Regions from separate parts of the Mus musculus genome. Here regions 2, 3, 4, 5, 6 and 7 are each linked to region 1. A link is a loop called in an ENCODE intact Hi-C map of the cell type or tissue named here. Cell type or tissue: heart. All regions are shown on one strand. Region 1 holds the start of Ap1ar (adaptor-related protein complex 1 associated regulatory protein). Region 2 overlaps Alpk1 (alpha-kinase 1). Region 3 overlaps 9830132P13Rik (RIKEN cDNA 9830132P13 gene). Region 4 holds the start of Larp7 (La ribonucleoprotein domain family, member 7). Region 5 holds the start of Fam241a (family with sequence similarity 241, member A). Region 6 holds the start of Neurog2 (neurogenin 2). Region 7 overlaps Gm40147 (a long non-coding RNA gene).

Region 1 (4,000 bases):
TAGTATTTGTTTTTCACAGAGGTTTCTGAGAGCACCCATGAGAAGTGCCCTGTCAAGTCTGCAGCTGTAATTCCTTAAGCTTTGGGGGTTTTTGTTTGTTTTGTTTTGTTTTTTGTTTTGTTTGTTTGTTTTGAGACAGTGTTTCACAATGTAACTCTGGATGACCCGGAATTCTAGGAATCCGCAGACCTAAAAATCTCAGAGGTCTGCCTGGTTCTGCCTCCTGACTGCTGGAGTTAAAGGCATGCACCATCATGTCCAGCCCATTTCTTAAGCTTAAATGAGCAATTATCAAGGTGTCACATGAAGTTTCAAGAAATAATACAGAGGGGCTGGAGAGATGGGTCAGGGGACATGAGCTGGGTCCCTACTACCTACATCTGGTGACTTATAACCAATTCCAGCCTGTGTTGATCCAATGCCTTTTTTCTGGCCTCTATGGGCATCTGTATGCATGCTCGTGTGGGCGAGTGCACACACACACACACACACACACACACACACACACACACAGACCTTTTTAAAAGAAGTAAGATAATGTATTATTTATTATTATCACCATTATATCTTACATTACTTTCCCTCAATAGTAGTGTCTGACAAAGCCACAGGACAGTACCACAAACTCGGGCATGATGATATCCATAGAGCCCAAATACAGACTTTCTACCATGGATCCACTTCTTATCCCCTGGGAGCCCTTTGCTGTGCTTGTCATTTGTATCACTTTGCCTTTTTAAAACGTTCCTGTAAGTGTAGTTGTGCAATATGTAAGCTTTACAGACTTTAGTTTAGCATCAGTTTCTGCAGACTCATTCACTCAAGGCATGTTCATCAACACTGGGTAGTATCTACAGGCTGTGTGCACCAGCTTCCTTACGCACTTATAGTTCCATTTCCAAGGCTACATTATTATTATTGATTTCAGGTACTGGAAGAGAGGAGGAAAATGCAGTGACAATTTAGGAAACCATTAAGCCATTTCACTGGCATCCAATGAGCAGTGGGGCTTGTCCACTTGAATACCAAAGAGTCAAGTTCACTAAGTGCTAAGACTGAAATCATGGCTGGCCTTGATGCTAAGAACCAACAAAATGAGTAGTTGAAAGAATGTTTTCCTAGTAGTACTGTTTTCTTTTCTTTTTTTTTTTTCAATGTCACCATTTCACTCACACTAAAGTGGGTTAAAATTGTAATATATGGTATCAGTGGAGCATGTTATCCACAGAACTGGGCATTTGTGAAACAACTATGCCTTGGATCCAGTTGGGTTAGACAGGGTTTCATTACATAGACATGGCTGGCCAGGATCTGGCTCTGTAGATCAGGCCGGCCTCCAACTCCCAGGCATACTTCTGCCTTCTGCTTTTAAAGCTACCTGGTGTCTGAAAGGGGGTTTTTAGGGTGGCATTTGAGAACATGGACCTTTACCCCAGCCTTGCTCTTCTTAACTTGGAATTAGAATATTATATTTGAATTAGAAATGGCTTGTTCTCCCGAAAACCCAAGACCTTTTGCTGACTTCTTCTGGTTCTCCTCTTCTCCACCTGAAATTACTTTTAATTTAAAAAATAAAAAATAAAAATACAGGGTCTCACACAGTCCGGACTGACCTCCAACTTAATGTGTATCTGAGGTTGACTTTGAATTTATGACTCTGCTTCCATCTCTCAAGTGCTGTTGACTGCAGATTTTTCCACCACACTTCTACCAACCGAGCTACATGCCCAAGCTGGAACTTTTCGTTTTTAATAAAAGAAAATCCGCCTAGGAGTGCACAGTGTCTCTCCAGTCCGCTGGCAGTATAACGAGAATAAGCTGCTCCGCAAACGAGAATATTTTAAGAATTAAAACAAAACAAAACAAAATAAAACAAAAAGCCTCTTAGTGTGTTCTAAGTAACGGCAGTGAGTCCCTCCTCTCTGCCTCTAGCTCTGGTGCCATCCTGGAGCGCACTCGTTGGGTGACTTCCGACCCGCTGCTGCAGAAGGGGAGGCTCGTGCGCTCTAGGTACAAAGTTCGAAGGCTAAGCTTGCGCTCGAGCATGCGCTGCATGATCCCCACTGCTTGACAGCGGGCGACGAAGGCGCCAGAAGTGGCGTAGAGAGAGAGAGAGAGAGAGAGAGCAGATCCCCGTCTAGGATCAGGTTCAGCACACAGCACCTACAACCGAGAACAGCGCCTCCTGCCCGGCGCTGCCAGCCAAGCCGGAATCCAGCGGAAATGACGCCCGCGCCAGCCGCCGGAAGCGGTAGCCGCCAGAAACGTGTCCAATGGGAGCCCGGGAGCGGCAGGGGGCGTGGCGGCGCGGGCCTCCCGCGGCTGCCGGGGCGGTGACGGGCGCGGGCGGCCGGGCGGGTGGCGAGCGGGCCATGCGGACGGCTGGAGACCCGGGACCCCACGGCCCTGCGCTCGTCCCTCGCGCCGCGGTAGCCCGGAGCCCGCGGGCCTAGCGGCGGCCTTTGTTCCCGGCGTCGCCGTCTGCCGAGCTCCGGCCGGCGCGGATGCAGCTGCTCCGCCTGGGCTCGCGCTCGGGGCAGGAGGAGGAGCGGCGGCTCCGGGCGGCATGCGATGGGGAACTGCTGCTGGACGCAATGCTTCGGGCTGCTCCGCCGGGAAGCGGGTCGGCTGCAGCGAGCGGGCGGAGGGTAAGCGGCAGCGCAGGCCCGGGATGCCCGGGATGCGCGGCCGGGGATCGGCGGTGGTGGTGGTGCCCGCCGCCCCCGTGCAGGCTCCCTGTCCCTGAGGACTTACCTCGGGAGGTACGATCTCCTGTAAGCACCCGGCACTGCCTCCTGGACACACCCTGCTTTGACTTAACGCCAAAGCTTCTGTCTCTGTGTTTGGTCTTCCTTTTGGGCCTTGACAGAACAGGTGAAAATCTGGCCCCAAGGTTGATGCCCCAGGTGCATTTTAAATAGAAGTCACTTCTGCTCCAGGCTCTGGTGAACTCTTAGGTAAAGAGCTGCAGGATCGCAGTGCACACTGGCCATTGAAGCGACTGGTGCGGCTGTATGCGAATCCTTTCATAGCAATAACTTAGAATTTTGGAGAGGAATACCATGCTGTGATTGCTACCCTTATGCTCGATAATCTAACCAAAATGTCACCGAGCAGCACGTCTCTTGTGAGGAAAGTGGGATATGCTTCAGATTTTTCTATCCAATAGCAAAATTGTGTGATTACTGTTGTACCTTTATTTCCTAGAATAGTGAAAAAACAAAACAAAACAAAAAACCCGGGGGCACATAGCATTGATGTTGATTTTATTATTCCTAAGCATTTTTCGGGAATTAAAACCTAGAATCAAAAAATCTAAGCCAGCCAATCTAACTAAAGAACATATCTGTTTTGAACTTTCTTAAGCATGGTGCCCAATTTTCAGCCAATAGCTTTGTATTGGGAAGCTTTCAGCCCACACAAACTGGAACCAAGTGATTTGTAATTCGAATCTTTGGGTCATGAGTGCATTATAAAATGATTCACTAATTAAGCAGTGTGTCAAAGTAGTGAAGGTGTTACTCTATGCGTCCCTAGAATGGGAGGGGATGGACTTAAAACATTTCTACTTAGTTTGGTATTTTGATTTTCCTGATTTCTGTACTTTACTTTGACAGCTGTTGTGCATTGTGATCCAAAATCATGTTATTCCAAGTACTTCGTGAGTGAACTCGTTTGTGAAGCTATGGAAAGGGGCTCATGGAAGAACTGGACATTACAACATCTTTGACTTTATTATCATTCCTTGGAAGGCTTAACAGTCAAACTCTGGGAGGGAGTGCTTTGAATTCTGCGGTAGACAATGTTTTTGTATTTGACTTTGGAGTACATTACCCGGGTTCTGTAAGAACCTTGGGTATTTTTTTTTTTAACAGTGATTTTACAAATGATATCTTCATTACACACTATTCATTAAAATTGCGGGTTCTCCTGGCTCAGCCCAGGCTTGGCAGCATAGGAGAGGCTAGCAGGGTGAGATCACGTGAGGCATGTGATCCTT
Region 2 (4,000 bases), 73 kb after region 1:
AGCCTCTCCTTGGTCTGAACGTTTGTATATTGTGATTTTTTTATTGCAATAGCTTTGTGGTAAGTTTTATTTATTTATTTATTTATTTATTTATTTATTTATTTATTTAGTGTATATAAATGTTTTGCCCACATGTCTGACTGTGCACCAAGTTCATGCAGGTGCCCCAGGAGGCCAGAAAGGGATGTCAGAGCCTCTGCAACTGGAGTACAGACTGTTGTGAGCAGTCGTGTGGGCCTGTGCTGGGGACTGAATCAGGACATCTGAAAGGGCGGCCAGGGCTCTCACCCCCCAGTCATCTGGCCAAACCTCTATAGCAAGTTTTAAAATTAGAAAGTATGAATTTTATAATTTTATTCTTATTTAAAAAGATTGTTTTAGCTGTTCATTCAGGGATACTTCACTATCTAGGTGAGTGTTTTGCTGGATTTTTTTTTCAATTAATTTTTTAATGTTTTAAATTTAAGTTAACATACAAAGGGGGGTGTTTTGCTGTATCATTTTTATACACATATATCATGATACATGTTTTAGTTCATTCTTCCTCCTTTTCATTTACTTTTAAAACAATAGCTGCTTTCATTATATAAGGAATTTGTGTTTACTATATATTTACATATAATATTTATAGTATCTTACATTGTGTTTGCTATTATATTTACTACATATTTATGCCATTCAAAGAACAACACAAAAGCATATTTTCAATGATTAAGCACAGAGCAGTACACAAATGGACGAACAGTGAAAGGCTTGTAGATATCTTATTTCAAATCACATGGTCTTTGTAGACTTTAGATGCTACACAAGGGAAATCAGATTGGTGACATCTCAGTTTTAGAACACAGAATTTATACTAAGAAGGAAAGAATCCAAGACTTTTATTGACGTATAGGCCTATATTAAGTTTGAGAAACCACAGCAATTCTAGAATTTATTTACTTACTCAACAAATATTTCCTGAGGTTTTTATACCTGGAGAACATGTGTTACACAGACTCTTTGCTTTCGGAGGAAATAAATACCAAGCAATTCTAAAGTTGAATGCACACCTAAACATGTCAAGAATTTTCTCTCTCATTTGTAATTTTTTTTTATAAATCAAGGGAGTAGTTTTAGTCTCATTGAGACACCGATAAAACTAGACTTGGGAGTATAGCTTTAGTAGCACAGTACTTGCCTAGCAATCATGGTGTTTAGGATCAATCCTTAGTACCGCCAAATAAATGACTAAATTTAACAATACATAGTAAGTAGATATGATGAAATTAAAGGTCACTGCAGAAAATCAGGTCATCTCAGACAGTGACACAGTTAGTGGCAAGGCCAGGAGACAAGTTCAAGGTTGTCAGCTGTTAGCCCTCGGGCTTCTGCTGTCAGCTTTTTACTACGGGGGTTTCTCTATGCACCTAGGAGATAAATTCTGTGAAGTGAACACAAATGTCATGTTTGGCCATAGATTTCCCCCCTATTAGAGGCAATGACAAGGCTGATGGTTTCACTACATTAAGACAGAGAGAAGACACTTCACCCATTTATCCACACACAGCCCTGCACTGAGCTTCTTCAGGGCTGGTCACTACATTAGACACGGAGGTCAGAAGAGAACCTGTAGGCTGCTGCTGCATCAGCAGGAGGCGCTGTCTCCTGGGAGGAGGGTAGATTAACTTCTGGTAGAAGGTGGCGTCAAATCCTGTCACAGAGTTGGAAGCAAAGCATAGAAAGCAAATGGGCAAGGGGGTGAGGTGAATATGGGCAAGGCACAATGATAGGTGTACGAAATATCATGCTAGGGGCCGGTGAGATGGCTCAGTGGTTAAGAGCACTGGCTGCCCTTCCAGAGGTCCTGAGTTCAATTCACAGCAGCCACAAGGTGGCTCATGACCATCTATAAAAGGGATCTGATGTCCTCTTCTGGCATGCAGGTGTACATGAAGACAGAGCACTCATATGTAAATGAATAAATAAATTTTTAAAAGTTTAAGAATTATCATGCTAAAACCCATTTATTTATACTCCTCCTACTACTGCTACTACTACTAGAAAACAGGTATCAAGGACACATTTCCAGGGCACTAAGGTCAAGGTCAATATTGCAGAACCTATACAAATGATAGGCCATGCTAAACCCAGCTGAGTAGAATTGAGGAGCTTGGAATTCGTTTGGTAGGCAACACACTCTTCTTTTAAGCAACAAAGTAACATTTTCTTTATCTTTACAGCAAGCTACCTGACAGCACATGAAGGATGTGCTCTGGTAGCTGGGAGAGATGGTAGGAAGGGCAGTTTGGGAGTTAACGTCTACACTGGGGATAGACAGAGCCTGGCACAGGAGACATGAAGCAGGCTTAAGAGGCAAACCACATTTATGAGGTGGCATTAGCCAGCTCCATCAGCTGTCAGAAGAGAAGGGAGAGAACAGAAACTTGGAGCGTGTTCTGAAGCAGATGAAAGCTCCCTGGAGCATTTGATAAATATATAAGGCTCTTTGCCTTATTGATGTTTTCTTTACGTACGTAGCCATTCTAAAATATAGTTGTTTAACAGATACCCCTAGCCCCCACATGCACACACAAATAGTTTAAGTATCCACAGATTTGGTGGCAAATTCTGTCTCCATAGATGGCATAGAGATGACCTTTGTCCTCACCACACTGAAGCCCTATTACTGAGATAATCCATCAGTAAGTTGTTTTCCAAGACGAAGTTGTAGACAGATTAATGCATTGTTACTAAAATGAATCCCCAAAAGATTATTAATCAGGTTAACAATATACAAGGATATTTTAATGCCTCATAAAATTTCCTCTGGGTTCTCACTTGTCTTGTAAATCACAGGAGCGGTTTTATTTATTTATTTGTTTGTCTATCTATCTATCTATCTATCTTATCTATCTTATCTATCTTATCTATCTATCTATCTATCTATCTATCTATCTATCTATCTATCTATCTATCTATCTATCTATCTATCTATCTATCTATCTATCTATCTTTGCTTTTTAGAGCAGCACCCTGTTTTTGTTAATACGGAAATGGAGTTCAAGTGTATGCTGTTATGCTCCACCACTAGAGGGCGGCAGTGGTACTGTAGGAGGAATGGATTTAAGCAGCTTTAAAACAGGAAGACCAAGGGTAATGGGGAGGGCACAAACAGCCTGCTCCGCCGACATCCTAGGTCGTATTCAGAATGGACTCGCTTTCAATTCCTGAAACACATTTTGCTAAAATTTAAGAAAATATTATGAAATAGCATAGTGTGACAAAGTAGTATTTGTGGAGATTTCTGTTAATATTGATAATATCTATCTATCTGTCTGTCTGTCTGTCTGTCTGTGTGTGTGTGTGTGTGAGAGAGAGAGAGAGAGGATGAGAGAGAGAGAGAGAGAGAGAGAGAGAGAGAGAGAGAGAGAGAATGGATAAGGGGCAAATTTTTGAAAATCAGGAAGTATTGATTGAGTAATTGCTACAATAACTTTGCCAGCTTACAGAGCTGTAAAACACCCCAAGCCCCCCAACTCCCACCCCCACCTCCCTGTGACTGTCTTCATGATTCAAGTCAGGTGTCACTAACATAACCGTAGCTGGAAAACCTTTTCTTAGGCCACTCAAAGCCCTGATTCCACCACCCCCCTCCCCCGGCCCTAAGGTCTTGTGTTCCCTGTCTTTACGGGCATCGTCTTCACCCTCCTTAATTGTCAGTCTGCTGAGTCTGCCTACATTTTGTTGGCCACGTGAGTTGCTTGTGTTTTTACAGTTCCTTGGACTTGTTCTGCCCATATCTGTCACGTCACTTCCTGGACCTGGGTTGACTGAGCAACTGGGGTCAGGTTGGAGACAGTGCCCAGTTGGCTCTGGCTGATTCTGGATCCCTTTCATAGTTTATCTCCCCCCGCCCCCTGCCCAATACCAAGGATTGAATCTGTTATTCACGTGCTCAGCATCTGAGCTACATCCTCGGCAGGTTATCTTTGCCTGTACCAAAGACTAAGGAGTCTTC
Region 3 (4,000 bases), 110 kb before region 1:
GCCTCAAGCTCTTGCTGCCTGGACATCCCTGCCCTGGTGGGCTAGGCCTTCAGACTGTGAGCTAACATCAAAGCTTTCCCTTTAAGCTGCATTTGTTTGGGTAATTTATCACAGCAACAGAAAAGCAAGTCAGATCCCTCTGTTGCCTGCTTGTGTGTGATTATATTTTCACATAGACTTTGCAAGCTTCTCTGGGGTGGGCATTATGAGTTTCTTGCATCACACACTAGGTATTTAATCGTTGTTACAGACTATAAAACAATTCTCGTCATTTTGGCTAATCTTGTGTCTTCTGCCAATATGTACCTATGCTCCCTTGACAGAGTCAAACTGTTGGCATTGTTGAGAGTCAAATGGAAGTAGAGTTCAGTATGGAGCTGGTCTAGGATGAAGAATACACAGTAATTATGCTGCTATCGACTACAGAACTATAAGAAAATTCTTAACACACTTTTCCATTAATGTTTCTTAAGGTGATAAGTGGAGTGGAGTGCCTTTTGTCGATAGGTACTCCAGACCATCTGAGTTAAAAAGACAAAGACGAAACAAGAAGACTCATTGAACTAGTGTTTATGCTATTTTGCTGATCCCTCAACTTGTTCAGGAGCAAAATCCACAAGAAAGAAGCGGAAGACCACGTTGTAACTCATCCTTTTACTCTTAGGAGGCCGGTAGAGTCTATAGCCAAGAAATTCAAAGAAAAAGATTGTGGTTTAATAAAAGGTTTAATAAGTAAAGGAGATGCTACACTCAAGCATATACTTTTACATTTGGGGCTGCGGCCCCAATTGAAAACAAATGACTGTGCAAAGTAGGAAGTAACTGGCAGAGCCATTAAGCCACCGACCAACACTGAAGCCAACACCCTGGCCTTGCTTCGCATAAAGGTCTGAATGCACTGGCCCAGCATAAGTCCTGTCAACTAATGCAGTTGATGCAGGCTTTCCCCCTTCAGCTGGCATCTCAAATGTCTACAGTTGATACAACAGTGGCTCTGAAGAGCTAATGGACAGAAGAAGGCTCACTAAACTCTTTGCTCTAACGACTGCAGGCTGCACACTCCCTCCCCTGACCCCTCCTCCAAAGATTCTGACTCCAGTGTTTCATCAAACCGCAGACCGGACTCCATCTCATCTGACTTCGGAGACTAAACAGGCCTGGGCCTGGTTGCTAGTTGGATGGAAGAGATTCTTATGCAGTAGATCTGGGATGGGACTCATTCAGGCATTATATGTTCTACATGACTCTGATGCAAAAAAAAAAAAAAAAAAAAAAAAAAAAGGTCATTGACCATGCTGGGGAAACTGCTTTATAGTTCCAATGTCTCCAAGGCCACAGATAGCTAGACCCAAGATATGAACAAACACTGGAATGTGCACTGTAATTGAGTTTAAGATCATAGATTAACCTTGTACACAAAAGGGGAAAGCAAGATGTGAGTAAAAAAATAAAATAAAATAAAATAAAATAAAATAAAATAAAATAAAATAAAAGATCCCTAAAGAGAAGGTGGTATTTGGTCTGGGATTTAAAAGATAAGAAGGCATTTTCTAGCTAAAGGGGTGTGAAGAGAAAAAAATCAAAGAGAACAGAAGGTGCCTAGAGAAGAAAGGCAGGTACATCGTGCAGAGGATGGAGCTCTAGGGACCACTTCAGCCACCTAGAGTAGTGTCTGTGCTTGGAAGAACAGTTTACCCCATAGACTAGGATTTCTCAGGTACGAGGTCTGTACCCTACACCCAAAGCACATATTAAAATGCAGCCCTCAGGGCCTCGTGACCCCTGCTAAATCAAACTGTTTTAAGAGAAAGGTGCGTATCTAGACACTTAACACGGGCCTATAGGTTCTACGCAAGACAGTCACTATGGAACCCACTGAGGGCTCAGCCAGTTCAGAGGATCCTTTTTCCCGAGTTGATGTCATGAAGGGTCCATCCAGGGAAGAAAAACGAAGTCAAGACAAAGAGTCTTCGTGCTCAAAAATATGTCCATGCAGTAAGACTTCTGTGGAGAAAGAGGCAAGTTACAGGGACTGAAAAATCAGAAGCCAGATCTTCAGAAGGCAGTGGCTGGACATAAGGACAGTGTACACAGAGAGGGTCCTCCCTGCTATCAGGCAGAGGTAGCTTCTGAGATCTGAGACTGAGAGGCTTAGCAGCCTGGATCAGCGAAGAAGGAGCACATATCCCGTTCAAGCAACAGGAGAAAGACAAACTAAGCAATAAACAGAGAAACACTTAGTTTGAATGGAAACAGGACATGTCAGAATGTCTACAAGAGCGGATGTCATTGCTTGAGGGGACAGAGAAGTACCAAGACATCAGGAGTATCTCTCTCTCTCTCTCTCTCTCTCTCTCTCTCTCTCTCTCTCTCTCTCTCTCTCTCTCTCTCTCTCTCTCTCTCTCCTCCATCTAACATACAGAACTGTTCTTCAATATGCCAGTAGGTGGTGCTGTGGCTTTGAAAATAATAAAGCAATGGCCCAAATGGACCTAATGATTGATGCTAAGGCCTCTCCAACAGCCGACAGGGATCACCAGACCTCCACCCTACAAAACAAACTACAGGTAAATAAATAGTCTTCCCCTGTGAAGAACACACTAGCTGGTTATCTAAGATCAAATGGTCAGCCCTAAAAACATACATACAAGTAACATAGACTGAGCAGGTTGTATTTTTGCATTTTGGAACACATATACATGTTAAAAATTAATGGAAAAAAAAGGCCATGGACTTGAAAGAGAGCAAAGAGAAATATATGGGAAGGTTTAGAGGGAAGGAAAGGAAAAGGGGAAATGATGTAATTATATTATTATCTCAATAAATTAATATTTTTTAAATAAAATTGTGATTAGGGTTAAATAAAGTGATAAAGGCAAAGTGGGAGACCAGGTCAGTCAGTGTCTAAAAGCTTACTTACTGTGTGACGCTCATGCTACTCAAATCTTTACAGTTTAGTTTTACCCTACCAACGGCTTGTACAATCGAACAGGCAGTGTTGCAAGATGTAGGTCACATGACCGTCAAGCTCACAGAGAAAGAAGTCAGATGCACATTAGCATGCTTGGCAGTTAGGAAACACTCAGATCTGCAAAACTTCTGGCCTCCTGGCCTCTGCCCGAACCTGCTAGTTTCCAAACATGAGGTTTTACAGGGATGCTTGTTGTCTTTCTAAGTCAGATGCTGCAGATAGGAAGGATATCAGGATCAGAGGACAGTAAGAGGAGGTGCTGGACGTGTGGAAAGCACAATGAACGTTCATTATTTGTGTGGATAAAAACTCTCGGCTCAACCTATTTTTATCATCAATATATACTAACTCTAAGATAAAAGGAAAGTTTGCTTTCTATCAGAGAAGTGTAAGAAAAGTAATACTTCTTACCTGATTCATTGGTTGGTGGATAAGGCTGATGCAGAGTCCTTTGTTTCTGAAAATCTTTACTCAGAAACTTAAAGCAGAGGGCAGCAGAGCAGACGCATGCCAGGGCACCGGTGTAGCCAGGTAGAAAGGAAGAACTGGCCTGCGGTAAGGAGAGCTCCCATTCTTACATCTCAGAGAGGACAGATGGGAGAGGAGAGCTGCCACCAGCTTTCTTCGGATCCAATTCTGATTAAAGAAAGAAAGAAAGAAAGAAAGAAAGAAAGAAAGAAAGAAAGAAAGAAAGAAAGAAAGAAAGAAAGAAAGTATGAATTATGTGACTGCAATGCTTGGGAGTCTAGGATTTTAAGGGTTCAAAAACAGCAATTTTAAGTTAATCCCAAGATCGAGAAGGCTCGAGATTCTTGGGGGTTCCTGAAAAAGTAAGGAGAAATACTTTAGATCATTCTAAGAACCCCAATGCAGGATAAAACAACTCTGGATGTCTGGCAGCTGGAAGTCAAGCTCAGAGATCACGTTTAGAGTCAAGAGTGGTAGCCTCTCTTGGTCAAGGGATGCCTTTGAACTTCATCTCTGTTCAGAGCTACTTAAGTCTGTGCCCATGGTGAGTTCTTGTTTGTT
Region 4 (4,000 bases), 280 kb after region 1:
AGCTAGAGTCAGGTGGTTGCGGCACACGCCTTTCATACCAGCACTTGGGAGGCAGAGGCAAGGGGATATCTTGAGTTTGAGGTCAGCCTGCTCTACACAGTTCCAGGACAGCCAAGGCAACACAGAGATGATGTCTCAAAACAAAAACCTTAGCTAGAAAATGGGTCCCGGAGTGACATCTAAGTTCACGAATGACCCCTGCACTTTCAGCTGGGTAAGATGCTTCATCTGCACCCTCAGTTTGATCATCAGTAAAATCAGACAAAATGCTTAACTTGTAAGTTGTGCAAACACAATTAACATGCTGAAGCGTCATAGCCAGCTCATCGTGTTAACAATCAAACAAATTAAATAATGTTTACTTACTGAACTTTCTTAATGTACAATAAAACCGACATGAAAATGTCTTTTTTTTTAATATTTATTTATTTATTATATACTGTAGCTGTCTTCAGACACTTCAGAATAGGGAATCTCATTACAGATGGTTGTGAGCCACCATGTGGTTGCTGGGATGCTCTTAACTGCTGAGCCATCTCTCCAGCCCGAAAATGTCTTTTTGACATGGTTACATGTGGGCATAACGGACATTTTATTATCAACAGAGTTTTCTTAACGCCCAATCAAAAGTCAAAAACACAGCTGTTACAGGCTGCAATAACTGCTTGGTACTTACCTTATTGCCTAAGTGAGTGATCTTCAGAACTCCATCTTGCCACACTTTGGACTTCTTCATCTTTTGATGAGTATATAGGACCTTATTTCCAAAAATGAGGAAGACATCACTGCCAGTTACACATATTTAATACCATATAGTTTACAGGTCATATAAAAATAAGGCTGCCATTCTTTATCAAAATAATAACAGCACAGGAGTCATCACAATGCCACCGTCAGGGAAGAGCTGTAGCTCAACAATGAACTGCAGGCTTAGCATCATGAGGCCCTGAGTTTAACCCCAGCATAAAAAACGGGAAAAAACAAACAAACAAACAAACAAAACCAACCACGATTTTAAGGCTGGGCAGCACCAGTAGGTAAAGGAGAAAGGGCAAGTAAGAGTCTGTAAGTATCAGAGTGTGCTAAGCGCCACATCGTCAGTGGGGAGGAAGCCCAGCTCCCAGTTGCATACTGTTTCTTATTCACATAGCTCTCTGAGTACAGTCCAAAGTCTGACAGCTCCGCAACGCTCACAGCATCTGAGGTCAGAACAACTTCACACCGCTTTTAACTTTAGATTCCACCTCCGTCAGAGGAAGAATGCAGTTCCCAGCTGTTATATGTGGTGCTGGATTCAATTAGATTGAATACAGAAACAAGTGTGACAATCCAGCTGCATGTTACTACCTCAAATGTTAAATATAAAGAAAAAAAACAAAAAAACAAAAACAAAACCTGTCTAGCAATGCAAGTGGGAGGCAGAGGCAGGCGGATTTCTGAGTTCGAGGCCAGCCTGGTCTACAGAGTGAGTTCCAGGACAGCCAGGGCTACACAGAGAAACCCTGTCTTGAAAAACAAAAAAAAAAAAGAGGAGGAGGAGCAGAAGAGGAAGAAGACAACTTACAATAAACTCTTGACATTCCATTGTGTCTTCTGAGATTATAAACTAGTCAGGTCCAGAAAACAATCAGTTTTTAGTCAGCATTTATATCCTCTAAAATGAAAAACAGCAAAGAATGGTCAATCGACCCTGATAAAAAGAATAAATATCAAGTACAAACTTTTTCAATAAATCCTGACTGGAGACAGAAACCAAACAATTCCAAGACTATGAAGCCACCAAGAGAAACAAAACTGTATCTGTCATGGAGGACAGAACTGCGTGACACCACACAGGAAAATAAAGGTAAAACTCATAGTTACTAGAAATCTGTAAACATCTCTCCAGTGGCTTGCTATATACCAGAAAATGGATTGTTTTCCCTTCAACATGTACTGCTCCTTAGAACCCAACTTCAATTTTATTTTTCAAAATCATTATACTTACCACAAGATGGCCCCCTTGTGTCTTAAATTTTTCCTGCTAGCGTAATCCCTAGTTATCCAAGAACTAGTTTCAGGACCACAAATATTAACATCCGGCGCCAGCCACTTGAGTTCACATATAAAACGTCATAGTTGTTTCGCATATAATAGGAGCATGCACATATTTTCTAACATAAATAAGTTATCTCTAGATTACTTGTACCTAGTAGGTTGTAAATGATATGCAAACAGTGATTAAACTGCATTGTTCAAGAAATGGTAACAAGCCTGACTTGGTGGAACACAACTTTGATTCCAGTGCACAGGATGCACAGTCAGGTGGATCTGTGACTTCAAGGCAGCCTGGTTGCCTGTCTACCTATAGGGCTCCAGGACAGTCAGGACTAACTACATAGATAGACACTGTCTAAAAGGAAGAAATAAAAATGATAATTTAAAAATCTGTATGCTCAGTACTAACAACTTTTTTCTATTTCCCATCTATAACTGGCTGAATACAGATCCAGAAATTACAGGTACAGAGGGTTGACTATATACCCTAGTCAATATAGCACAACATCCTAGAGCCAAATATACAATATATAATTCCTCTGCAAGGAAAATTTTGTTCTTTCTTTTACCCAGTGCTAGGGGCTGACAAAAGGGACTATATGTAAACTAGGTAATAGTGCTTACATGCATCCAGTCCTTTATGTTTGTTTAAAATAGGATCTGACCATATTGCACAATCCCGTCCTAGCCTCTGGAAATAGCTGGGATATTACAAGCAATATGCCACCACACCCAGGAAGAAAAATCTCTTGGACAGTGCTGCAGCAGCCACTGTAACTACCATGTTAACTATAAGGTCAAATTTTGAAATCTTGAAATCGTCGATGGTGAACTGAATACAGATGCAAAAGCAGCACACATAAGCACACATATCTTCAAGTGGTTCCAGGGACATGACCTGACAATTAGTTAGCAATGAACATTTTAGGTCCTATTCTTTTAGGTCCTATTCTTGATCTATTACGTTAGGAAGTCCAGCTCTGGAGCCCAACAACAGTTTCTATCTGGCCCTCTGCAGTGATGAAAAACTGTCACAATAGCTCAGAACAGCACCGCTCAAACCAGGAAAGTTTCCAAACCACGAACGGCCTGCTAAACCACAAGGAACAGTACAGATCCCTAAAAGAAACATAGCTTCACTTGCCAAGCCTTGACACTTCAAGGTTTTGTATCACTAAATAATAATGGCCCCCTTGGTCCTATGTCAGCCCCTAAAACACCCACAACCGGGATGGGCCGCTATGGTGACCGCCTCACCCGGCACTCTAACGGCGCCTCGTGGGTCGCTTCCGTGGAGGCGAGTCAGTGTCCAGTGCTCTCCCAACCGCGCCAAGTCGCCCGGTCTGTCCACCCTTCTTGCCTAGAACACGGGAGAGAAAAGTCTCCACTTCACCGGCTCAATGACATAAACTCCACTTTCTAATTTCTCCCGCCAACTTAAGTGACGTCATCAAGCAGGGACGGTACCGCGGAGGCCCCGCCCGCCGCCGTTCGCAAACCACCAATGGAACTCCGCGTGCCAGCGCAGTCACCGCGTGGCTCCCGCCCCCGAGATGCTCCGCCTATGACGTCAGCAACGAACCCTGGGCCTCGGACCCGTCTTTCCGTAGCGGGCTGAGAGAAGCGCGTCGCTACTCGAATGACGCAAATTTCCGCCGACCGCAGGGGTCGGGAGAAGGAAAGCGTGGGAGAACACAAGCGCTGACCGTGGATCTGGGGACGAGCACGGAGTAAGTCACTACTGGCCTGCAGAGCCTCTCAGACCCGTAGAGGTGGGAACTCCTCTCAGTCGGGTCTCCTGAGGGCCACCCTCCATCCGCGGTCCGCCTCACCCCGCCCCCGTCGCCACTGTGCCGTTGGTTTGGCGCCGTGCGTTGTGCGCACGCGCAGTTCCCTGGCGGCCCCTGCTATTCGGAGCTCAGTACAGAGGGGGCGGGCCGAGCTTGGGGTTGGGGTGTTTGGG
Region 5 (4,000 bases), 59 kb before region 1:
TGGTCATATTTACACACACACACCATTACACTCTCTTTCTTGTCCTCCCAGCCTTTCCCACTAAATGCTTTCCTCTTTCTGATTATGTACATACAATATTTATTGCTGTCATCGAAGATTTTAAAGACCTTTAAGACAGACATTAAGCCAGATTCTTTTTTTTTTCTAATTTGTGATGTCCAAAAGCATATTTTTCTTGTCTCTAGGGACGGTGTATGTTTGGCAGAAACCATTAAGAAGGATTTGTGAGATGCTGTTGTAAGAAAGAAACTAGGTTACATTACAAAGTGTAACAGACTGGGTATAAGAAAGGGTGTTTTTGTGAGACACTGAGTACACAGAGAGAGAGAGAGTGTGTGTGTTAGGTGTGAGCAAAAGGGACAAGCTTCTGCCTAGCCCAAACAAAACAAAACCACTTTTTAAAATAAGCCTGTAAGTCCCTGCCTATTTAATTCCTTGGCTGGGCCTAAAGACATTTTGGGTACTAGTCTTTTCTTTTTTTAAGGTTTATTTATTTTATGTATCTGAGTGCTCTATTGCATGTATACCTGCATACCAGGACAGGGCATTGGATTCCATTGCACATGGTGGTGAGCCACCATCTGATTGCTGGGGATAGGACTCAGGATCTCTGAAAGAACAGTCAGTACTGTTAACCGCTGAGCCATCTCTCCAGCCCCTGAAGGCATTTTAAAAGAGGCTTTCCCAAACGAGTTACTCGTCTCTGGGCCTATTTGTTAAATAGGAAATAATTTCCATCGACAGTCTGATATACCAGCTACACCATAACCTTTTCCTCAATGCACGGATTAAAGGAAAGCAAAACCATTCGTTGTTTTACTTTCATGCCCCCCAGTTTACCCTTATATGATGGGCTAGCAAGAAAAAAGAAAAAGAAACTCGATTTCTCTCTCTTACCAGTCGCTGAGAATTTTTAAACCATTTCTAGAAATGCACACTACGGCAGAGAGACCAGGAAATGAGCCCAGGGCTCCCACAAGCCACACACACTAGGAAGCAGAGAGAAATAGGCATGGTCACTCAGAGATGCTTAGGGAGAGGAGGCAAAAGGGGAGGAACAAGCGACAGAGAGCCTGCATTCCTTCCTAGGCACAAGCAGCCAACAGCACACCCAGGCACAGCTGAGCGCCCGCTGCAGCTGGTATGGAGGGATACTGTGTGTTTGGGTGGTCTTTCACACTCCCAGAACCTCTTACATGTGCCCACACCTTCATGCACACAGCTCCCTCTCATATGAGCTTCTTATTCTCAGTTGCCCTCTTCTGTATACCTACATCCTCACACAAACTTTCAACACCTATGATCTCCCACACTGTCCTGTCACAAAAGACTCTGGTATACAGTCTTCCACAATCTGTTGTGTACAGGCACACAATTAGACACAGGCTTTTATAATACTCTATCAGACAGGGTCTCATGCATCTAATGGTCTTTTTCATATAATCTCCTGTAAGCACTTGGTTACAGTCTGTTACAATGTTTCTTACACACACTTTCTCACAACACATAACTTCCTCCTCCTCCTCCTCCTTCTCTCTCTCTCTCTCTCTCTCTCTCACACACACACACACACACACACACTAAACACAACATCTAAGTGTGTGTATGTGTGTGTGTGTATAGTTACTCACACACAATCACACATGGGCTCTCACATGCATTAAAAACCTGTCAGATACAATCTCCCTCATGCACCTATGGCCGATTTCATACATAATCTCCCTCATGTAGTCTGTTACAGTGTTCCTCACCTCTGACACTCTCTCTCTTCCTCTCTCTCTGTCTTTTACACATACACACACACACACACACACACACACACACACACCACAGGATATCTGTCTGTTGTGTACAGATAGTTACAGATACACAATTTCACAGATGTCATATACTTTAATAGGTGTCAGACACATACAACCTCCCTCAGGAGCCTATGGCCTCATTCATAGTTTCATGCACTAACTGGAATAATGCTACACCTCCCTTGGTTCCGCCCCTCCCTGGCCCCGCCCCTCCCAGTACCCTGCCCAACCCACCAGGTCCCGCCTTCATTGGGCCGCGGTCCGCTATGGCCCCGCCCCTCCTCCCGCCCCCGCCCCCGGGGTTCCGCCCCCGAGCTGGGGGTGGGGCGAGCGGCTGACAGGAGGGGCGGGCGGCTCCTGCACTTCTGGCCCCCAGGCCGGCGGGCGCGCTTCTAAGGATTCCCGTGTGCGTCGGGAGTCCCGGTGTGGCCAGCGGCAGCCGTGCGGGCGGCCGGAGTCGGCGGTGGGATGTGCTCGGCCAGGAAGCTGCTGCGGGGCGGCGCCGGCAGCGCCGGCGGGGAGTGCGACGAGGACGGGGCGGCGCCGGCCGGGCGGGTTGAGGAGCCGGAGCACGGGGCGAGCCCGCGGCGCCGGCGGCCGCAGGACGAGGGCGAGCAGGTGAGCGCGGGCGCGCGGGCCGCGGGGTGGCGGCTGGGCACGCGGCGAGCGGTTGACGGGCGGGGCCGGGCTCGGTGGAAATGCCCTCCGGAGCCTCACCTCAAAACCACCCGGCAACTTGCGCTACGTGGGCGCGCCGTGCGCTCGAATTCCGAGCACTGCACGCGCCCTGGACGGGGTGGGCGGACGGCCCGCACAGAGGATCGGGAAGCACGGGTCGGTGCCTAGGTGACACCGGGACTCTCCCAGAGCAAGTTTCACAGCACCACCGAGCAGAGCTGAACTTCATTTTAGAAGTGGAAAGGAAAAAAAAAAAAAGAAAATTGCCTGCTGTGAGCACCAAAGGGAAGGAAGCTTTAGTAACAGACATAATAAGGAAACTGGGTACTTTTAAAGTTCTCAGAATTGGATATCATTGAGAAGACTAAGGGAAATTATAACATCAGATATCTGTAAGACTAGACTAGCAGTTGAATGTAAAGATGGAGTTCTACGTGGGACGATTTTTTTTTTTTTTTTTTTACAGGCAGTACAGTAATTAGCTACTCAAAAATCCCCCAGATACAAAGACCTTTAGAAATCACATAAGTAAGCCTAGACTTCTGGAATCATCAGTTAATAATACCTGTAACTTGTCCTCTAATATCACTAAGTACATTAATAACTAAATACATTAATAAAACCCATTACTTAAGAAACAAAAATAATGCTAATGTGGGCTTGATCACCGTGTAGACAGTAATTATTCATCTATGTGACAATATAGGAGCCAGTGACTGAAGCAAATAAATTGGTAGCTAGGAGATCTTGCTGGTGCCCTTGCGGGCGGTGTTCTTACCAAACTGTACCATGCATGTCTCAATAGAGAAGGTCTTGATTTCCTCTTACTCTTGCTCAACTGGAAAACACAGCCAGCAACTAAAACTCCCTTTCCAAAAGTAAATGTGCAAATGGTTGTAATGGCATATGTGAAATCCTTCCCTTAACCATCTCTGGACCTTAGCAATACAATGACATGGACAGCGCCAGGAACTCTAGTCTTACTGATATTGTTACTAGAACAAGGAAAGGGGATGAAACAAAAAATTAAATATACATTCTAGAGAATAGATACCCTATCACATGCCTGCTTCCTCTATTGTACTATGAAATTTCATTTTCCTGCCTGCTTCTGCATGTTGCTTGTGTCGTTGTAATTTTGCTACATACTTTACCTGTATACTCTTAAGTCCTCACACTCATGGAAAAAAACACACCTGAGATCCTACTATATCAGCACCTGGGAACTTCTTATCAGGAGCTCAGAACTGGTACAGCCCAACTCGATAATGCAGAAAGCAAACTTTTGTGATCAATCGTTTGGCAACAGTATCACAAAGCCTATCATCTAGGGTTTTGTTTTGGTTTTTTTTTTTTTTTTTTTTTTTACAACCTGCAAATGAAATTTAAAAATCCATGCAATGTCACATAGATAGAGCTGTTTTTGTACACATACTATCTGAAGGAGAATTAGAGTTAACAACATAAAACATTCCAAAAAGTCATTTTAATTTTTCATC
Region 6 (4,000 bases), 200 kb after region 1:
GGATTAAAGGCGTGCATCACTACAGCCTACTCAACCTCCTGCTATTAAAATAAAGCTTTTTCTGAACACTGGAGTCTGTTGTGACATAATTATTATTTAAGATCCCCACTTTTGCTCTTCGTTGCCCAGGCAGCATGTATTTATTGATTTAAACATCCAGAGTTCTGCCACTGAACTTGTCCCCAGCTCAGTATGTTGTTAATTTATTTATTTAGATACAAGGTCTCACTGTGTAACCCTGGCTGGCCTGGAATTCACTCTGTAGACTAAGCCTGAACTCATGGAAATCTGCCTGCCTTTAAGAAGTGATTTCTTAAAAACAGAATGTGGGTTTGTGATGGATTTCATACTCCAATTTCAGGGTTGGTGTTTCAAGTAGGATCCCATATTTTGTAATTTCTTAGTGAAATTCCACATCAAACATGACCCAAGATACAAATATACTCAATTCAATATGTGAAAACTTTAGTAAAATACAACTCATTCTGTATTAAAAGCCAGCCACATCAGAAACAAACGCAAAAGCCAAACCTCAATACAAACTTATGAAAATTAGATACTTTATTTATAGCTTAATCACAAAACAATTTTCTTATTCTTCGGGATGTAAATACATACTAGAATAAACTCTGTAGAATATACAAAAAAATACATACTTTCCCATGAAATTTTTCTTCAAAATAAATAGAAGGAAACACGTGTGTGGCTGATCCTGGCAATGCCCCGTGTCTGCTTAGGTTTTCAGACTGTTGATTTATTTTTAATCTCTTGAAAGGATGGGGGAGTTCCTTCTCCCCTAAAAGGTCGAGATAAATAATGCATGAAGCAATCCTCCCTCCTGATTTTTCCTTTTTCCTTCACATTTTTTCTTTTGATAGAGAATTCAGCCTAAATTTCCACGCTTGCATTCAACCCTTACAAAAGCCTACAAATTATACAATGACTTCTAACCTGGCCCTCTAACAAAACAAGTTTTTCCCCCTTATAAATCATAAGAGACAGATGGCAAAATGGAGAAAAAAAGCAAAAAGAAGGGCGGGACAATAGGCATTGTGACGAATCTGGGAAAAAAACAAAGTGCACATCAGAGAGGGAAAGTTTGGTTTGACAGGTGAAATTCCCACAGCCTGCAGACAGCAATGGGAATAGAGCAGATGCCAGCCATTGCAAATGTGTGGATAATATTATTACCAGTAAATTCATTCAGATGCTAAAATACATTTCTTTCGACTGACATTAACATCTCTATGTAGAAACGAAGGTGAAAAGATCACAGGGACCAGTTGCATTCCCTCTGAGAGATTCACACGAACTGCCTGCCCGGAGTTCTCCTCCAGCAGCTCTGAGAGAGGGGAGGAGCGTCAGTCTGCTCTGCACACTCGTTAGTTATGGTACTTTTTCTCAGTGTCTTTTACAGTCTTACGAGGTTCCCCACGCCAGCCCCCACTCCCACACGCCATAGTCCTCTTTGACCATAAATCCTCACATCTTCAATAAACCAGAGCTGGTCTCCACCCCCGAATGCACCAGCCGCCGAGGGGATTGCAAGGGCCACCTCTGCTCTGTGAAGTGGAGTCCGGGGCGTGGAGGGTGAGGGGCGGGAGAAGGATGGGAAGAGGGCCGGGTAGAGGACGAGAGAGGGAGACCCGCAGCTCTAGATACAGTCCCTGGCGAGGGGCAGGTGAGGCGCATAACGATGCTTCTCCGGAGGTGGGGGCTGCCAGTAGTCCACGTCTGACCCGGGGCTAGCGGGCGATAAAGTGCAGCTGTATGGGGACGTGGAGTTGGAGGATGACGCCGGGCTGTTGGTGCAGCTCCAGGAGGAAGGTGGAGAAGGGCTGTCCCCGCTGGCGCCGAGCGCAGCTCCCGGGCTCAGGAGCACCGCCTCCGTGAAGAGCGCCCCCTGGAGGCCACCGGCGCCGGCGCAGTGGTCCGCCAGGCGCAGAGTCTCGGTGAGCGCCCAGATGTAATTGTGGGCGAAGCGCAGCGTCTCGATCTTCGTGAGCTTGGCATCCTCGGGGAAGGTGGGCAGCACCTCGCGCAGCGCGTCCAGCGCGGCGTTTAGGTTGTGCATGCGGTTGCGCTCGCGGTTGTTGGCCTTGAGCCTGCGGGTCTTCTTGATGCGCTGCACCGTCTCCGCCGTCTTGGCACCTCGGGAGACGGCCCGTGAGCGCGACGGGCGACGCTTGCACTCGTGCATCAGGCCCAGCAGCCGCCCTGGCCGGCAACCCCCGGCACCCGACGCCGGACTGCCCTGCACCCCCTGCCCGGCTTCCGCTCCACGCTGCCCACGCGCGGAGCCCGGCCGGCGCAGCTCCTCGTCCTCCTCCTCGTCCGCGCTGGAGGACATCGGGGTCAGGGTCGCCGAGGCCGGGGAAGCCGAGCCCAGCAGCATCAGTACCTCCTCTTCCTCCTTCAACTCCAGAGTCTCAGATTTGACGAACATCCTGAGAAAGAAGAGGCAGATGAAATTTATTCCCAGAATGGACAGGGTAAAGTGTCGCTGGCGCCGCGCCCCGCCCCCCCCCCCTCCATCTCCCTCAATGTGCATTCGCGAAGATGGCGAGGACAGAGCTGGGGAGGAGCGCCCCGGGCTCGAGCCACCTTCTGCCGGTCACAGAAGTCACTGCGTCTAGAGCGATGGAGTTAGCGTGGGCGGCGTGAGCCTGCGTGGGGACACTGCCTGCGAAGTGGAGAGCCGCGGCATGCACACTTACCTACGCGGCTCCAGATGTGTCGCGGCGCAGCTGCTGCTCCGGTGTGTGTCCGGGAATGTCCCCGCAGCCCGGAACCGAGCACGGTGTCCTCCGCGCCGCGGGCTTGGCGCTTCCTAGGCGCACCTCCGCGGGGGGGCCTCTCGGCTGGGCGACTTTGCCAAGAGCCCGGACGACCGCGGCAGCTCGCCCGAGTCTCGTGTGTTGTCGTTCTCGTGCGTGGTTGTCTGTCAGTCAGTCCCTGGCCGTGTGGCTGCTGGCACGCGACTCCAAGGCACTCCAGTTAAAGCCGAGCTGCTTGTGGTTCAGTGGCTGCGTGTCTGGCACACGACTCTCCTTAAAACCCCTTATATACCACCAAGAAAACAATCAGATCTGCCCCGGGGCCCCCTCCTCACCTACCCTTCCCCCGCCCTCTCCTCCTCCGCCTGTCCTGGTCCCCCGCTCTCCCTCCCCAGCTTATTCTTTTCATCGTATTATCATCATTCATTTCTTTCCCTTTCTTTAGTCCCTCTCCCCCTCCCCTGGCCTGGCCATCCATCCTCCTCCTCCATCACCCCCGCCCCTCCGTCCCCCCTTTATCTAATCAGCATAAAATGGTTCTAAAGCTCCTGTTGGCGCTCCAGGCTGCAGCCCAAGCTACCGAAGCCGCGGCGGCGGCAGTGGCTCAAGCTGCGGCTGTTGTCGCCGCCGCTGTCTATTGTGATTGGTGGCTCGCGCTCGGCTGGAGCGTGCCGCTAATTTATTAATGAAAGGAGGTCGCGAGGCGCAGCTGGCCAATCAGTGTTCCCGGGACTCCGGGAGGCCTGCGAGCCACGCGCACCGGAGCCCGCTCCCTTTCAGCAGCTCATTAGGGGCCCGAGTGCTGGGGGCCCATGGCGGGGGGGGGGGGGGGCACCCCGACTACTGCTCCCGCCCGAGTCCTCCATACGCGTCCCGCCCGTCTCAGCCGGGGTCTCACGGGCGGGCGACCGGAGCCTTGAATTAGTGAGAGTCAGAATCCCGGAGAAGGCAGCCTGGTGGTGCTGCCGGCCATGTCTCGGCAAAGCCTCTTTGGGGCCGTATCAACTAGAAAACGGGTTTTAAAACACCTTAGTCTAATTAGGAAAAGGAAGGGGTCACGTACGTGTGCCAGACAGGAGGCACGTTGTGAGAGAGTGTGCCTGAGTTCTAGAGAAACGTGTCTATGACTGTTTGGGAAACATTAGGAGTTCACAGAGACGTCCCCTAGAAGGGGAAATTGGTCGGAGAGCAATTGATGAGCATTAAAAAAAAATAAAATAAAA
Region 7 (4,000 bases), 210 kb after region 1:
TCAGGTAAAGGGGAAAGAGCAGCTTGAATGTGAAGTTGGGGGAACCTTCCAAGGAGAAAACGCCTTCTCAAGCCTGCGTGCCTGCAAAAAGGGACATTGGCTATCCAGAGAAAGTGCAAGAAAGAGCACTAATCGCTGAACCAGGAGACAAACGCGATTACCAGCCCCGAGCCCTGAGTCAGAAAGTCTCATAGACTTTAAGATGTTAATCCCCGGCATAATCCTTCCTTTGGCGTGTAGGAATAGTGCAGCCACAAGAGTTGTTTTGTTATTTATATTGGCGTTTAATAAAACTCAGCCAGTACTGAATGGGCTGCCCACTCTCCAATGGTAATTAATTCCCTATTTCAGTGACCCAATTGTCCTGGGACAGAGCAGTGGGACCGTCCTGGTGCCCCGTCCCCCTTTGTGCGGATACACTACCCTCGCGCTTCAACAGCTATGGAAACTCATTCTTTTGATGTCATTCAAGGACTTTCCTTGGGCATCTTCTAAACTTCAAGGACCCTTTTCTTTCTCCGTTTCATGAAAAGCGGTGCTAGCTTGACCACCTCTGTAGAATGCAATGATTTGGTGAAAGGGCTCTTTGGGTTTGTGTTAGGAGATAGAGAGAAAGGAAATTTGGCAGCCTGCTGCCTTCAGGAACTGTCCCCAACCTGGGAAACACAAAACCTACTCAGAAATGGATGAAGATCTTGAAAGCTGATATCCCCACCCCAACCCCCATTTTCCCACCATGGGAGAAAAAAAAAAAAACTAAAAACTTTCGTAGAAATAGCGTTATTTCTTGCTGGTATCTGTTATATAGTGAGGCTGGGGTAAATAAGTTTGGGTTTTAGCAGACAAGATTTCTTAAACTACACTCTGGAGAAAGAAGATTCATATTTAATTTATTCATTGACTCATCACCACTTCCTACATTCAAGGGTGCACTGAAGAGCATCCGAGGCATGTCAAGGACTAGACCAGCCCAGAGAATCTTTGGGGTGTGCAACATGGGCACCATTCCATAGCTGCATGGAACTTACATTCAAACAAACGATTTTGTTTAAACTATAGAGGCTTGAAAATAGTGTCTACTATGAAGACAATGCAGACACGAAATGCAACACAGTGTGGCAAGAGGAGGGGGGTTAATCAATTTTCAGATAGCCAAAGAGATATTTACAACCCCCTAATATATATATACACATATATGTATATTTATATATATTTGTGTGTATATAAATGTATTTTATATGTATATATATAAGCATACACACACACATATAAAGCTGATTGTTCGTTCTTTCATTCTCTTTAGTGTTACTCCAGCACGCTCTATGTGCCAAGTCAAGAGAGAGGCGCCAAGTCTGCACCTGGAGCGAACCACGCTGCCGCCCGGCTCTGCAGTTGGTCACAATATTGAGATAATGCTTCTGTTGGTGCAGGCCTGGGCGGAGCTGGCTCTCCCGGCCGTGAGGGGGCGGCCGCGGCGCGCCGGGCAGCGCTCCCCGCACAAGTAGCTCTCCTACCTCTTTATATGCACTTCCAAAAAAAAAAAAAAAAAACTTCACAAGTCACAGAAACAATTCAGAATTCAACTAAGAAAATACAGAGTGAACCATATGGCCTGGGTGGCTCGAGTCGGCTGCATTTTCCTCCAGACAAAGAGGGGATTGAGAGTTGAAGGAAAGGAGAAAAAAACCAACTTTCCGGCTGATGAAGCTGTTGTCTGGAGGCAATGATCCCAAATCTGAAGGCTTTATTCCGGCTCCGACGGAGACGTGATATGTCATATGATTAGCATCTCTCATATTTACAAGAGAGGTATGGGCTGCCAGTCTTGAGAAAAAGGCGAGAGAAAGAAGGGGCATATGCTGAAATGGATTTAGCATTTGAAAGAGAGAAAGGAGATCGGATAAATACACTTAAACGAGGATTTAGTTTTACTCCTGTTGAGTTCTAATGGATTGTTGATTGAGATTTTAGGGGCCTGGAACCGAGGTGTCAGCAGTAATTTAAAGGAGGTATTCAGTCCGCCAGCGCCTCTTTTCTCCAGCTCGCCCGCGCGCCCCTCCCACCCCTCACTCATTCACGCCTAGAAGCAGAGCCGGGTGGAGAAGGCTTTTACAACACAACACCCGGCTTTCCTCCAGCGCCCAGCGGTGGGGAAGGGGCTCCTGCAGCCCGGGGCGATGGGACTGGCGCGGCCTTCGGGCCACACCTGAGCCTCGACAGCTCGCGACAGCAGCAGGAGCGCGCGGCAGGCAGGCGAGGTCGCAGCTCCCCCTGGCGGGACTTGGCAGTACAGCGACGCCCAGGGCCTCCGGGGAAACTCGCGGGCCACCAGCTCCACCCGGAACCGCGGCGACCCCCTTCCCCAGTCCCTCATCGCACCTCTCCACCTGCTGCTCCCGGTAAAGATGGGTGTACTTTAGGAGTCATCCCTTGGGTCCAGATACGCTAATTCCCATTTCAGCTCTTTTTCAATTAAAATTACCCGTCCTTCATGTTATCAGACATTATTACAAAAATAAAATAAAATAAAATAAAAATTTACAAATTATTGTGTTTTCCCAGGAGTAAAACGTAAAAAGCTGTTTTACATTTCACCTGTGGATTGGAATGGGTTTAGAAGTATATTAGCAATAGAGACAGACCAATAGAAAAAGAAATAGGAATAATTGTAGTAAATCTACTTTAGCATAATTACCAAAATAACAAAATATCCGAGTTTAAAATCAAATTTTGACAGACATTTAATTTTTTAAAATTTTCACAATGCAGGTGGCATCTCTATTTGAGCAACGGCCCAGGCCCTAAGCACATAAACAATAGAGAAAAAGGTGTTTGTCTTTTGTCACTGAGTGATTTAGATTTCAACTTTTGAATTTTCTAAGCAAACACTGGGAGCATTATAATCAGAAATGATGGTCTTATGCAATCCTGGGAGGAGGTTGTTTGGTTTTTGTTTCGTTTGAATCCTCATCAAAACAATAGAAGGGAAATTCAGGTCACTGGGATGAGTTAACTCAGGCCTTGGCATCTGGACCACTGTTGAACACTCTGAGACTCTAGGACTCTGGGACACCCTGACTTGACTATATTAACTTTTGTGTTGCTTCACTCTTCTGGTTGGGGTTTGGTTCGCTATCTTTGTAATTAGTTCTTAAAGTTCTCCTGTTGGACTTCTTAGCTCGGGCTATGCATTCCTAATTGGAACTGATGGGTTTGACTTGAATTAGGCAGTTTTACTCGAGTCTGATCTAAATTGTTTGGTGGAGTTTAATTTTAGGAACACCCACTACTCGGTGAGTGAAGGGTGGTCTATCTGCGTAATGAACTCACAAGGCCATTTCTCATTCAGGCTTGTATGACCAAGTAAAGGCAGTCAGGACGTGAAGGGGAAGCCCATGGGAAGCCTCATTTCCCCCCACCAACATGTCTACTCCAAGTCAGCTGTTTCCAGTCAACTCTTAGCATCTTCCCCCTGGTTTTGAAAGCACGTCTTTAATCCTAGCACTTGGCAGGCGAAGGCAGGTGGATCTCTGAGAGTTCAAGGGCAGCCAAGACCATAAAATGAGATCCTGTCTCAAAACCAAGCAAACAGAATATATAGTGATTGTTTGTTGTTGTTGTTTTTTGTTTTTTGTTTTTGAAAGAAAACGGTCTGTCTGGTCACTTTACATTTGTTAAACAGTAAGAATCGAACCCAAAGCCTTGTACACATGGGCAAGTGCTCTACTACAGAACTCTGGCCCTCTTCTTACACTACTTGGAGAGTAGGATTCACTGCTCACCCATCAGGCTGGTGCCAAATTACAAATGCAAAGTGCAGTCTGAAAGCCATTGGCATTGAAGCTATTTATATCAGCTCCTTCTCCGACATTCAGTCTGTTTCATCCTTGGTACATCATTCAGTTGGCTTGCGCTTGTTCCACACGAGTGGCACATAAGAGCAATTATCATCTTGTACAAGGATGCTCAGATCAGCTCCCTAGCCTGCGTGCTGTTCCTT

The links. Peaks named below come from ENCODE experiments on the same cell type or tissue, not always from the same donor. Only the 100,000 strongest peaks of a DNase experiment are listed, where the experiment ranks them.
Region 2: a loop joins it to region 1, with 2.1 times the contacts of the local background. A loop is called at or near these places in 2 of 42 quality-filtered maps.
Region 3: a loop joins it to region 1, with 2.7 times the contacts of the local background. A loop is called at or near these places in 5 of 42 quality-filtered maps.
Region 4: a loop joins it to region 1, with 6 times the contacts of the local background. A loop is called at or near these places in 3 of 42 quality-filtered maps.
Region 5: it touches region 1 in a loop (2.5-fold over the local background); 10 of 42 quality-filtered maps call a loop at or near these places.
Region 6: a loop joins it to region 1, with 6 times the contacts of the local background. A loop is called at or near these places in 4 of 42 quality-filtered maps.
Region 7: it touches region 1 in a loop (3-fold over the local background); 4 of 42 quality-filtered maps call a loop at or near these places.

What each region holds. Positions count from the first base shown.
Region 1 is chr3:127,835,797-127,839,796 of GRCm38, reverse strand. Ap1ar (adaptor-related protein complex 1 associated regulatory protein) reads left to right here and starts at 2,274. Exons shown (of 10, transcript NM_145964.3): 1 at 2,274-2,648. The coding sequence starts at 2,572. Gm43653 (a long non-coding RNA gene) reads right to left here and starts at 2,300. Exons shown (of 2, transcript XR_003954551.1): 1 at 1,614-2,300; 2 at 1-931. In heart, a CTCF peak has its summit at 2,180; a DNase peak (open chromatin) is centred at 2,236; H3K4me3 peaks cover 2,468 bases; H3K27ac peaks cover 1,942 bases.
Region 2 is chr3:127,762,388-127,766,387 of GRCm38, reverse strand. All of the region lies in intron 1 of Alpk1 (alpha-kinase 1), which reads left to right. Among named protein-coding and RNA genes, the nearest start is that of Alpk1, 16 kb to the left of the region's middle. In heart, CTCF peaks have their summits at 1,626 and 3,077 (motif pointing right); DNase peaks (open chromatin) are centred at 3,107 and 3,767; H3K27me3 peaks cover 1,077 bases.
Region 3 is chr3:127,947,556-127,951,555 of GRCm38, reverse strand. It overlaps 9830132P13Rik (RIKEN cDNA 9830132P13 gene), which reads right to left. Exons shown (of 5, transcript NR_040552.1): 4 at 3,383-3,607. Among named protein-coding and RNA genes, the nearest start is that of Gm35667, 21 kb to the left of the region's middle. In heart, CTCF peaks have their summits at 2,258 and 2,463 (motif pointing right); no DNase peak of the experiment used is centred here; H3K27me3 peaks cover 2,317 bases.
Region 4 is chr3:127,552,950-127,556,949 of GRCm38, reverse strand. It overlaps Larp7 (La ribonucleoprotein domain family, member 7), which reads left to right and starts at 3,601. Exons shown (of 13, transcript NM_138593.2): 1 at 3,601-3,767. It overlaps Zgrf1 (zinc finger, GRF-type containing 1), which reads right to left and starts at 3,461. Exons shown (of 26, transcript NM_197997.2): 1 at 3,295-3,461; 2 at 1,565-1,654; 3 at 677-757. The coding sequence starts at 1,585. In heart, CTCF peaks have their summits at 1,983 (motif pointing right) and 3,925; DNase peaks (open chromatin) are centred at 3,589 and 3,889; H3K4me3 peaks cover 1,960 bases; H3K27ac peaks cover 1,199 bases.
Region 5 is chr3:127,894,475-127,898,474 of GRCm38, reverse strand. It overlaps Fam241a (family with sequence similarity 241, member A), which reads left to right and starts at 2,152. Exons shown (of 2, transcript NM_027482.3): 1 at 2,152-2,441. The coding sequence starts at 2,292. In heart, no CTCF peak of the experiment used is centred here; a DNase peak (open chromatin) is centred at 2,114; H3K4me3 peaks cover 1,859 bases; H3K27ac peaks cover 1,089 bases; H3K27me3 peaks cover 295 bases.
Region 6 is chr3:127,632,175-127,636,174 of GRCm38, reverse strand. It overlaps Neurog2 (neurogenin 2), which reads right to left and starts at 3,039. Exons shown (of 2, transcript NM_009718.3): 1 at 2,718-3,039; 2 at 544-2,447. The coding sequence starts at 2,446. The coding sequence ends at 1,655. In heart, no CTCF peak of the experiment used is centred here; a DNase peak (open chromatin) is centred at 1,794; H3K4me3 peaks cover 2,642 bases; H3K27me3 peaks cover 3,404 bases.
Region 7 is chr3:127,623,712-127,627,711 of GRCm38, reverse strand. Gm40147 (a long non-coding RNA gene) reads left to right here. Exons shown (of 2, transcript XR_867627.3): 2 at 1,304-1,550. Among named protein-coding and RNA genes, the nearest start is that of Gm40147, 3.1 kb to the left of the region's middle. In heart, a CTCF peak has its summit at 2,273; a DNase peak (open chromatin) is centred at 2,241; H3K4me3 peaks cover 973 bases; H3K27me3 peaks cover 2,690 bases.